2 separate regions of the Homo sapiens genome follow, and region 1 is linked to region 2. The links are chromatin loops, found by intact Hi-C in ENCODE. Cell type or tissue: breast epithelium. All regions are shown on one strand. Links, peaks and the distances in the headings refer to the core of each region. The heading gives the core; the rest is flanking DNA.

What was found. Hi-C counts contacts between places; a loop is a spot of excess contacts. Peaks named below come from ENCODE experiments on the same cell type or tissue, not always from the same donor. Only the 100,000 strongest peaks of a DNase experiment are listed, where the experiment ranks them.
Region 1: a loop joins it to region 2, with 19 times the contacts of the local background. A loop is called at or near these places in 1 of 110 quality-filtered maps.

What each region holds. Positions count from the first base shown.
Region 1 is chr7:157,228,814-157,234,187 of GRCh38, reverse strand. It overlaps UBE3C (ubiquitin protein ligase E3C), which reads right to left. Exons shown (of 23, transcript NM_014671.3): 18 at 2,861-3,108. Among named protein-coding and RNA genes, the nearest start is that of UBE3C, 93 kb to the right of the region's middle. In breast epithelium, for the core only: no CTCF peak of the experiment used is centred there; no DNase peak of the experiment used is centred there.
Region 2 is chr7:157,308,682-157,314,055 of GRCh38, reverse strand. No RefSeq gene overlaps it. Among named protein-coding and RNA genes, the nearest start is that of DNAJB6, 26 kb to the left of the region's middle. RefSeq lists enhancers at 2,614-3,153, 3,154-3,695, 3,696-4,235, 4,236-4,777, 4,778-5,317 and 1 more and a silencer at 3,447-3,741. In breast epithelium, for the core only: no CTCF peak of the experiment used is centred there; DNase peaks (open chromatin) are centred at 3,145, 3,615 and 3,898; H3K27ac peaks cover 3,086 bases.

The sequences.
Region 1 (5,374 bases), core at 297-5,296, 80 kb after region 2:
ATTAAAAATGTTCGTTCTTCAAAGGAAATCATCATGAAAGTGAAGAGACAATCCAGAGAAGAAAATACTTGCAAATCATTTATCTGACAATGTTTCAGCTTCCTCAGAGAATATAAATTTCATAATTCATTGCATTGCAGGGACTTAATAATAAAAGACAATCCAATAAAAAAATAGGCAATGGACTTGAATAGACATTTCTCAACAGAAGTCATGAAGCACATGAAAAGATGGTCAACATTATTAGTCACCAGGGAAATTAAAACCACAATGAGATACCAATTCCCACCCACTAGAATGGCTGTAATGAAAAAGACAACACTAAGTAAGTGCTGACAACGATGTGGAGTCACTGAAACCTTCACAAATTGTTGGTGGGATTGTAAAAGGTTGCAGACACTTTGACGTGGAGTACTGTATGACCTAACACTTCCATGTCTAGGTATATGCCCAAGAAAAACAAAAAACCTATGTCCAAATAACAGCTTGTATACAAATGTTTGCAGTAACATTATTCACAATAGCTAAAAGGTGGAAACAATGCAAATTCCCAATGCAAATGCACCACTGCACTCCAGCCTGGGATGAGTAAGTAAACAAAATGCGGTGACTGGGTGTGGTGGCTCACACCTGTAATTCTAGCCTTTTGAGAGGTTGAGGCAGGAGGATTGCTTGACGCCAGGAGTTCAAGACCAGCCTGGGCAACATGGCAAGACCCTGCCTCTACGATAAAATGAAATAATTAGCCAGGTGTGGTAGCAAGCAACGGTGGTCCCAGCTACTCGGGAGGCTGAAAGCAGGAGGCCTCCTTAAGCGCAGGACTGAGCCGTGTTTGTAGCAGTGCACTCCAGCCTAGGTGGCAGAGAAAGACCTGTTTCAAAATGAAAAAAACAAACCCCAAAGTGTGGTATATCCATACAATGAAATAAGATTTGGCCCTTCAAATGAGTGAAGCTCTGACATACTACGACATGAATGAAACCTGAAAACATGCTAAATCAAAGAAGCCAATCACAAAAGGTCACAAATTTATAGTTGATATAACAAATGATTCCACTTATATGAAATGTCTAGAAAAAAAAAAATCCATACAGACTGAAAGTAGACTAGTGGTTGGCCAGGGCTGGGGGAGGAAGGGCAGGATAGGGAGTGACTACCTAGCGTTTCCTTTTTGGGATGATGACATTGCTTCCAAGTTTGATATTGGTGATGGTCACATAACACAGTGAATATATTAAAAACCACTGAACTGTACACTTTAAAAGGTTCAATTTTCCATAATGTGAGTTATATTTTAATAAAACTGTTATGTAAAAGAAGTCCTAAAAGCACCACCTGTTTTGCAGGCACTGATTTTTCAATTAAGCTGCTTCTCAAAACAGGCGACTCCATGCACTATGCTTCTCGGAAAACAGAACCACCAATGAGACAAAGAAATTTTATTACAAAGTTGAAAATGATTATAGCTCTGATTCTTACAGAAATTAATCACAATAGCAACATTAATTTCTAATTTATTTAAGAATGCGAATAACAGGCCAGGTGCAGTGGCTCACGCTTGTAATCCCAGCACTTTGGTAGGACAAGGCAGGTGGACCACTTGAGGTCAGGAGTTAAAGACCATTCTGGACAACATGGTGGAAACCCCCATCTCTTCTAAAAATAGAAAAATTAGCTGGGCGTGGTGGTGCACACCTGTTGTTCAGGAGGCTGATGCAGGACAATCCCTTGAACCTGAGAGGTGGAGTTTGCAGTGAGCAGAGATGGCGCCACAGCACTCCAGCCTGGGCAACAGAGCAAGGAGAGACTCCGTCTCAAACAAACAAACAAACAAACTAATAACAATTCCTGAATACTCAACTTTATAAATGTCACCCTAACAGGTAGAGCTGTGTCCCCCCAAAAGACAAATTCAAATCCTAATCTGTGAATATAACCTTCTTTGGAAATGAGGTATTTGCAGATAACCAAATTAAGATGAAGTTACACTGGATCAGGGAAGACCCCAATACAATGACAGGTGTCCTTATTAAAAAAAATAAGGCAATGTTGGACAGAGACACTCAGGGAGAAGTCCACAGAGGCAGAGATCAAAATGATGAATCTACAAGCCAAAAAAGGTCAAGGGCTACTGGCAAAACCAGAAGAATGGATTCTTCTAGAGCCTCTAAAAAGGAATCTATGCTGCTGCTGACACCCTGAGTTTGGACTTCCAGCCTCCAGAACTGTCAAATAATAAATTTCAGTTTTTCTAAGCCTCCCTCCCCCCCCAAAGAGTGTGGTAATTTGTTGCGGCAGTCCTATTAAACTAATAGTCACTAGGCAGTAACTTACTGTCTTAGTCCGTTTTGACTGCTTATAACAGAAGACCTGAAACTGAGTAATTAATAAAAACTGAAATCCATTTCTTATAGCTGGAAGGCCAGGAGCCCATGGTCCAGAGGCAGCCCCTGGTGAGGTCTTCTCATTGGTGGGGACTCTGCAGAGTCCGGAGGCGGCACAGGGCATCACAAAGCTAGGGGCTCCCTCCTGTAAAAAGTCACCAGGGCCCTTCCCACAATAAACCACTCATCCATTCATGACGGCCGAGCTCACATGATCTAATCACCTCTTAAAGATTCCACCTCTGAATACTGGCACACTGGGGATCAAGTTTCAACATGAGTTTGGAGGGGACATTCAAACCATAGCACCTACTTACAACCATACAAATTTGTTTCGTGCAGTGCTTTTGCAACATTTAGCATCCAAATTTAAAACAAACAGTATTTTATGGTAAACCTGGATAACAACCACACATAAACATAAAATGTCAACATCTTTTGGTCCGAGGTCTATTTTTATATGAAGGTTACTTTACCTTTCCAAGCATTCTGCCTAGGAAGTAGTAATGTCTGGCAAAAGAATCTCCCACAAGCATCTGAGCAGCCGGGTTGGGGTACAGAAGCCCTTCATTAGTAGTCTTAAAGAACCCCTGGTTGGGGTTAAATCCTGACTTCAGTAGTTCATTTAAAAACTCTCTGAAAATACCACCACCATCAATGCCAGCTTCATCCAGGCCATGGGCATTGAGCAAGTGCACACGGATCCGCTTTTTCAAATCAGGCTCTGTTAAAAAAAAATGGGAGGGTGAGGAGGAAAGATGTTACAAGCAAGCAATAACATCAACTAGCCTTACAGGAAGGCTTAAGGAAGGGGTGTGAGGATCTTAGGGACATTTTAACATAGGACTCAAAACAGCAATGATATTATCATTATTTTTTGAGACAGAGTCTTGCTCCGTCACCCAGGCTGGAGTGCAGTGGCACGATCTCGGCTCACTGCAACCTCCGCCCCCACAAACTCTCAGGGAATTGGTCCTCCAGAATCTACAGCAAGCTTGTCCTCAACCTGCAGCCCACAGGCCGATGTGGCTCGGGATGGCTTTGAATGCGGCCCAATACAGATACCTAAATTCTTAAAACATTAGGAGGTTTTTTTTTTTTTTTTTTTTGAGACGGGGTCTGCCTCTGTCATCCAGGCTGGAGTGCAGTGGTGCCATCTCAGCTCACTGCAACCTCCGCCTCCCGGGTTCAAGTGATTCTTCTGCCTCAGCCTCCCAAGTAGCTAAGACTACAGGCGTGTGCCACCACACCTGGCTAATTTTTCTATTTTTAGTAGAGATGGGGTTTCACCATATTGGCCAGGCTGGTCTCGAACTCCTGACCTTGTGATCTGCCCGCCTTGGCTTCCCAAAGTGCTGGGATTACAGGCGTGAGCCACCGTGCCCGGCCTGTAATTTTTTTTTTTTTTCAAAAGCTTATCAGCTACTGTTAGTGTATTTTGTCTGTGGCCCAAGACAATTATTCCTCTTCCAATGTGGTTCAGGGAAGCCAAAGGATTGGACAACCCTGATCTACGTGATCTTTTAAAAGCTGTATTTGGCTGAAAAGGGGGGAAAATTACTGGTTATATAATTTGCTACGAAGAGTAAATTAAGGCCAGGTGCAGTGGCTCATGTCTGTAATCCCAGCACTTTGGGACGCTGAGGTGGGCGGATCGCCTTGAGGTCAGGAGTTCGAGACCAGCCTGGCCAACATGGTGAAACCCCATCCCTACTAAAAATATAAAAACTAGCCAGGCAAGGTGGCACATGTCTGTAATCCCAGCTACTTGGGTGGCTGAGGCCGGAGAATCACTTGAATCTGGGAGACAGAGGTTGCAGTAAGCCAAGATCGTGCCACTGCATCCCAACCTGCGTGACAGTCTCAAAAAAAAAAAAAATAAATAAATTAAAACATTGCACAGAGGCTCACTTCTGTAATCCCAGCACTTTGGGAAGCCAAGGCAGAAGGACTGCCTGAGGCCAGGAGTCCAAGACCAGCCTGGGCAACACTAGCAAGACCCTGTCTCTACAAAATATAAGAAAAGCTGGGCATGGTGGTATGTGCCTGTAATTCCAGCTACTCAAGAGGATCACTTGAGCCCAGGAGTTTGAGGCTGCAGTGAGCTATGATTGCACCACTGCACTCCAGCCTGGCTGAAAGTGAGACCCCCATCTCTAAAATAAAAATTTAAAAACCCCAAAAACAGGCCGGGTGCAGTGGCACATGCCTGTAATCCCAGCACTTTGGGAGGCCAAGGCAGGTGGGTCACCTGAGGGCAGGAGTTTGAGACCAGCCTGACTAACATGGTGAAACCCCGTCTCTACTAAATACAAAAAAAAATTAGCCGGGCGTGGTGGTGCATGCCTGTAATCCCAGCTACTCAGGAGGCTGAGGCAGGAGAATCGCTTGAACCCAGGAGGTGGAGGTTGCAGTGAGTCAAGATTGTGCCATTGCACTCCAGCCTGGGCAACAAGAGAGAAGTTCCATTTCAAAAAACAAACAAACAAAAATCCAAAACCAAAAAAAACACAAGGTGGACCAAGTTAAGATGTGCTCTGATAAACAGGCTGAATCAGAGAACAGCTTTGGGGAAGTAAGTGAAATGTCCTTTATCTTTCCCTAAGAATGTTCTACAGGTGCTTTGCAGAAAAGATAGGGGGAAGGAGAGGGGACGAGAGTTGGGGACAGGCTGCTGCATGAAGTCAGGGGAAAGCAACCGCACGTAGTGTACATTCGACACTTTCACAGGCCCCATGCGCTGCTGCCCTCTGTTGGCTTTGGTGCATAGTCACCCAAACATATCTGCCCTGGAGCATCTCAAGGGACATGTAACCTCTAGAAGCATTCTGGAAAAGGGGTTTAGCAGAATGTTTGATAGAGCCTCCATGCAATCTCCTCAAAACCCTGTCTATCCCTAGATTGCTATGTACACGTGTCAGTAATTTTGAAGTTACCGTACCTGGAGTGTAAATAGTCTATGATATGTGTCAAATAGGGCAAATACAATT
Region 2 (5,374 bases), core at 116-5,115:
TGCACCTGCGCTGCCCCATGCAGCTCTGCCGCCTCACTCTCCATCCCCAGAGATGCTCAGCCTTCGGCGTGGTGGCACACAGTGGGCTTCCAATTGTTAAAAGAGGTTAAAGGTCACGGCAGTAACACCCAAGCCAGGGATACATGTGCAGCGGTAGGTTGCTCATCTGGCCATTAGCTGGATGGACACACGATGTGTGCTTACTGGAGGCAGGAGGCAGTGGACACAGGCACATAGCCTGCCTCTCCGGACCGGCTCGGCGAGATGCTTTCCTCACTTTAGGGCACGTACAACTCGGGGCAGTTCACGAGAGGGAGGCTCTTTTAAGTAAATCCAGACGTAATCGATACATTTTACTGATGACTTAACAGAAATTATATCAGAAAAAATGGACATTGTTGAAATAATTCCAATTTAGGAAGGCCATACTTTATTTTTTTGGAGACAGGGCCTGATTCTGTCACCCAGGCTGGAGTGCAATGGTGCGATCATGGCTCAGCCTCAACCTCCCAGGCTCAGGTGATTCTCCCACCTCAGCTTCCTGAGTAGCTAGGACTACAGGTGTGCGCCACCACACCTGGCTAATTTTCTGTATTTTTTTTGGTAGCTAGGTTGCCCAGGCTGGTCTCAAACTCCTGGGCTCAAGCAGTCCTCCCACCTCAGCTTCCCAAAGTGCTGGGATGACAGGCATGAGCCACCGTGCCCAGCCAGGCCATACTTTAAATAAGATTTGTTAAATAAAGTTTATAGGAGGTGTCATGAGCCGTGCAAGGTTGGAGATAACCAGGTCCTTGCATGTTTTGTCTTTCCACAGTGTCGGGCTTCTACTGATGCTGCCTCAATCACAAAAACCATGAGCTCCATGGAGTTCGTAAGGAGACAGTTCTCCTCACCACTTCCTGGTGAGTCCGTGGTCAGAGACGTGGGCACACAGGCTCAAGCCTCTCCACAGATCAGTCAATGTTGCAAACTGAACACGATAGTGTACTTTTTTTCTTGTTTTTTTTTCTATTTTATTACTGTTATTTAAAAAATAGAGACAGGGTCTCACTACATTGCCCAGGCTTGTCTCAAACTCCTGGAATCAAGCAATCCTCCCGCCTCAACCTCCCAAAGTGCTGGGGTTACAGGCGTGATCCACCGCACCTGACCTGTAATAGTATACTTAATCAATATAGAAATGTTATAGGTTAAACATTCCACAACTTTTTTTTTTTTTTTTTGAGACAGAGTCTCACTCTGTGGCCCAAGCTGAAGTGCAGTGGCATGATCTCGGCTCACTGCAACCTCTGCATTTTTAGTAGAGATGGGGTTTCACAATGTTGGCCATGCTGGTCTCAAACTCCTGACCTCATGATCTGCCCACCTCGGCCTCCCAAAGTGCTGGGATTACAGGTGTGAGCCACCGTGCCTAGCCTCCACATTTAAGTAACATTTAAAATCAAGAGGAAACGGAGGACCAGGCATGCTGGCTCACACTTGTAATTCCAGCACTTCAAGAAGCTGAGGCAGGTGGATCACTTGAGGTCAGGAGTTCGAGACCAGCCTGGCAAATATTGTGAAACCCCGTCTCTACTAAAAATACAAAAATTAGCCAGGCATGGTAACATGTGCCTGTAATGCCAGCTACTTGGGAGGCTGAGGCAGGAGAATCACTTGAACCTGGGAGGTAGAGGTTGCAGTGAGCTGAGACTGCACCACTGCACTCCAGCCTGGGCCACAGAGTGAGACTCTGTCTCAAAAAAAAAAAAAAGGAAAAAGAGGCAGCTAGGCAGGGTGGCTCACATCTGTAATCCCAGCACTTTGGGAGGCTGGGGCAGGATGTTCACTTGCGCTCAGGAGTTCAAGACCAGCCTGGACAACTTAGTGAGACCCTGTCTCTTTTTAATTTTTATTTTAAAAATAAAAAGAAATAAAGAGGAGCCAGGCACAGCAGCTCGTGTCTGTAATCCCAGCACTTTGGGAGGCCGAGGCGGGTGAATCACCTGAGGTCAGGAATTTAAGACCAGCCTGGCCAACATGGTGAAACCCCAACTCTACTGAAAATACAAAAATTATCTGGTCATGGTGGTGAGCTCCTGTAATCCCAGCTACTCGGGAAGCTGAGGTAGGAGAATTGCTTGAACCCGGGAGACAGACATTGCAGTGAGCCAAGATCACGCCACTGCACTCCAGCGGGGTGATAGAGCAAGACTCAGAAAGGAAGGAAGGACAGAAAGAAGGGAGGAAGGGAGGGAGGGTGAGAGGGAGTGTTAATGAACCAGTCCACAGGGCGAGAAGACAAAAGGAGTCCTGGTCTCTGCTGGGAGTGCAGTGGCAGGATCCCAAGTAGCTGGGATTACAGGCTGGAGTGCAGCGGCGTGATCTTGGCTCACCGCAACCTCCGCCTCCTGGGTTCAAGCGATTCTCCTGCCTCAGCCTCCCGAGTAGCTGGGATTACAGGCGCCCGCCACCACGCCCAGCTAATTTTTGTATTTTTAGTAGAGACGGGGTTTCTCCATGTTGGTCAGGCTGGTCTTGAACTCCCCACCTCAGGTGATCCGCCCACCTCAGCCTCCCAAAGTGCTGGGATTACAGGCACGAGCCAGCGCACCCAGGCTTATTTATTAAGCAAAATGCCTCATCCTTGTTGGCAGAGTTCCCCATGAAATAGAAAATGGAGTCTTTTTCCAAGATGGAGTTCGTTGTTTTTGTTTTTTTGAGACAGGGTCTCGCTCTGTCACCCAGGCTGGAGTGCAGTGGCACGATCTCGGCTCGCTGCAGCCTCTGCCTCCCGGATTCAAGCAATCCTCTCACCTCAGCCTCCCGAGTAGCTGGAATTACAGGTGTGCGCCACCCCGCCTGGCTAAGTTTTGTATTTTTAGTAGAGACAAGGTTTCACTGTGTTGCTCGGGCCAGTCTCAAACTCCTCAAGTGATCCGCCTGTCTCGGCCTCCCACAGTGCTGGGATTACAGGTGTGAGCCCCCGCCTGGCTTCAAGATGGAGTTAGTTATGTCAAGGCTGCACTATACAGGAGTGCACTGGTTTGGCCTGAGCTCCTGCTCTAGGCCTGGTAGACCAGCCCAAAACACAGCCACTCATGCTAGAGTTCCACGTCACCAAGCCAAAACTAACTTGTTCATCTCACCTTCCAGGAAACCAGGAGACAGGGAATAGCCCCAAGCCAGCCAGGTCTTGCCAGCATGATGAGGAAGTCCCCTCTGCTGGAACCTTCCAAGGAAAACCTCTTGGAAATGACCAATCTGCTTTTTGTTCTGTGTCTGCCTCCTCAGCCCCTTTCTGTTTACAGAACCAACCTCCTCTACCCAGCACGCAGGAGCCCTCGTTCTGTTTTATAGAATGGGGTGTTTCCCAGTTCTAGAATTGCAAATAAAGCCAAGTTTGTGGTAATTTTGTCTCTATCAAATTGAAAACAAGGAAACTTTCATTCTTTTTAATCTGGTACTTTTCCTCACTTCAGAGTGAAATAGTTTCAAATGGAAAAATCATGGCAATGATGCCTTCCATTCATAGGAAATGCAATCATAATGCTCTCATTGTTATTCTGCCAGTGGTGACAACTGCTCCTTGTGTGCTGTTAATGGAAGGGAACAATGGCTCCCATTCTGCGGGGCCTCAGGTGATCTAGGTAAGATGAACTAACCTGAGAGGCAAGGAAACCTCTCGTGTGGCTCTCACTCCACCAAGATACCAGATTGTGGCTGCTGGACCGACTCTGCATTCCTTTCCCTTTAGATTTATAATTTCAGTATGGGTCTCAGCCTTCTCCTCCACCAGCCGTAACATCCTCACTTCCTAGGCTCCCAGCCTCATTCATTTCCCAAATATTTATGTTATTACCACAATTTATGAGTCATGACTGTGGAGTCAGACAGAGCCCTGAACCCAGTTGGAGAATCTTTAAATACCTGAAGTTCCAAAGAACTGCAAATGCATCTGAAGCTGCGGAGAAATTTAACCGCAATCTTTGGGGGATGGCGGGGCTGGCCTCCCCAGAATGGCTGGACGATCTGAGAGCCATCTCCGTGTCCCTGATCAGGTGGTGGGTGCTCCCTGGTCTCGACCAGGGGTCTTTCTGGTCACTAGAGAACCCAGGGTACTGGGACGGAAACCTCAGCCCATTCGAGTTGGAAAGCATAACTTTTCCAAGTGGAAACTGCCAGTGTCCTCCAGGGAGCATCTTCCCTTTGTTCTTCAGAACTAAGCCCTGGGTTCTAGGTTCTTGGCTGGCATTGCTTGTGGCTGGGTGTGGCCACAGAACGAGGTCAGGCCCAGGGTTGAGCGTGATGCAGCAGAGGCCCATGTTTCACTGATTCTTCCCCTCCTGCAGCCTGAAATGTACAGTTGGGTCCCGAAGCCCCGGCCCTGTGTGAGCAGGGCTGCTGCCCAAGCCTCACCTACCTCCCTGCAGCTGTCTGGGTGAGAGAGGCAGGGACCGCAGTGTTAGGTGGGCTCCTGGTACCACGGGTCTCCGCTACTCACAGGTGGCCCCGTGTGTCCTACAGTGGGAAAGACCTCGCGATGAAGGAAAGTTAGGATCGAGTGTGGAAATGACAACATGACATGAGCTCGGAAAGGGCCAGCCCCTGTGACGAGTGCTGGGCAAAGAGAATTTACAACAAGCTGTCCAGCTGGAGGGAGGAAAAGCCTGTGCTTCCTTCCACCCCTGCTGGTTCTTTGGCTGGTCTAGGAATTAAATTGACATAGAACGGATTTAACAGGTGAAAATCATTCTAATTCCACACACATGCCTGGGAGTACTGTCAGAGGCATTTCACCCAGAGCGACTCCATCTGGAACAGGGGCTGGTAAAATGAGGCTGACACCTACTGGGCTGCATTCCCAGGAGGGTCAGCATTCCAAGTCACCAGATGAGATAGGAAGTGGCACAAGATACAGGTCACAAAGGCCTTGCTGATGAAACAGGATGCGGTAAAGAAGCCACCTAAGGCCGGGCGCGGTGGCTCACGCCTGTAATCCCAGCACGTTGGGAGGCTGAGGCAAGCGGATCAACTGAGGTCGGGAGTTCGAGACCAGCCTGACCAACATGGAGAAACCCCGTCTCTACTAAAAATACAAAATTAGCCGGGCGTGGTGGCGCATGCCTGTAATCCCAGCTACTAGGGAGGCTGAGGCAGGAGAATCGCTTGAACCCGGGAGGCAGAGGTTACAGTGAGCCAAGATCGTGCCACTACACTCCAGCCTGGGCAACAGAGCGAAACTCCATCTCAAAAAAAAAAAAAAAAAAAAAAGCCATCTAAAACCCACAAATACCGAGATGAAAGTGATTTCTGGTTGTCCTCACTGCTCATTATATGCTAATTTTTTTTTTTTTTTTTTTGAGACTGTGTCTCGCTCTGTCGCCAGGCTGGA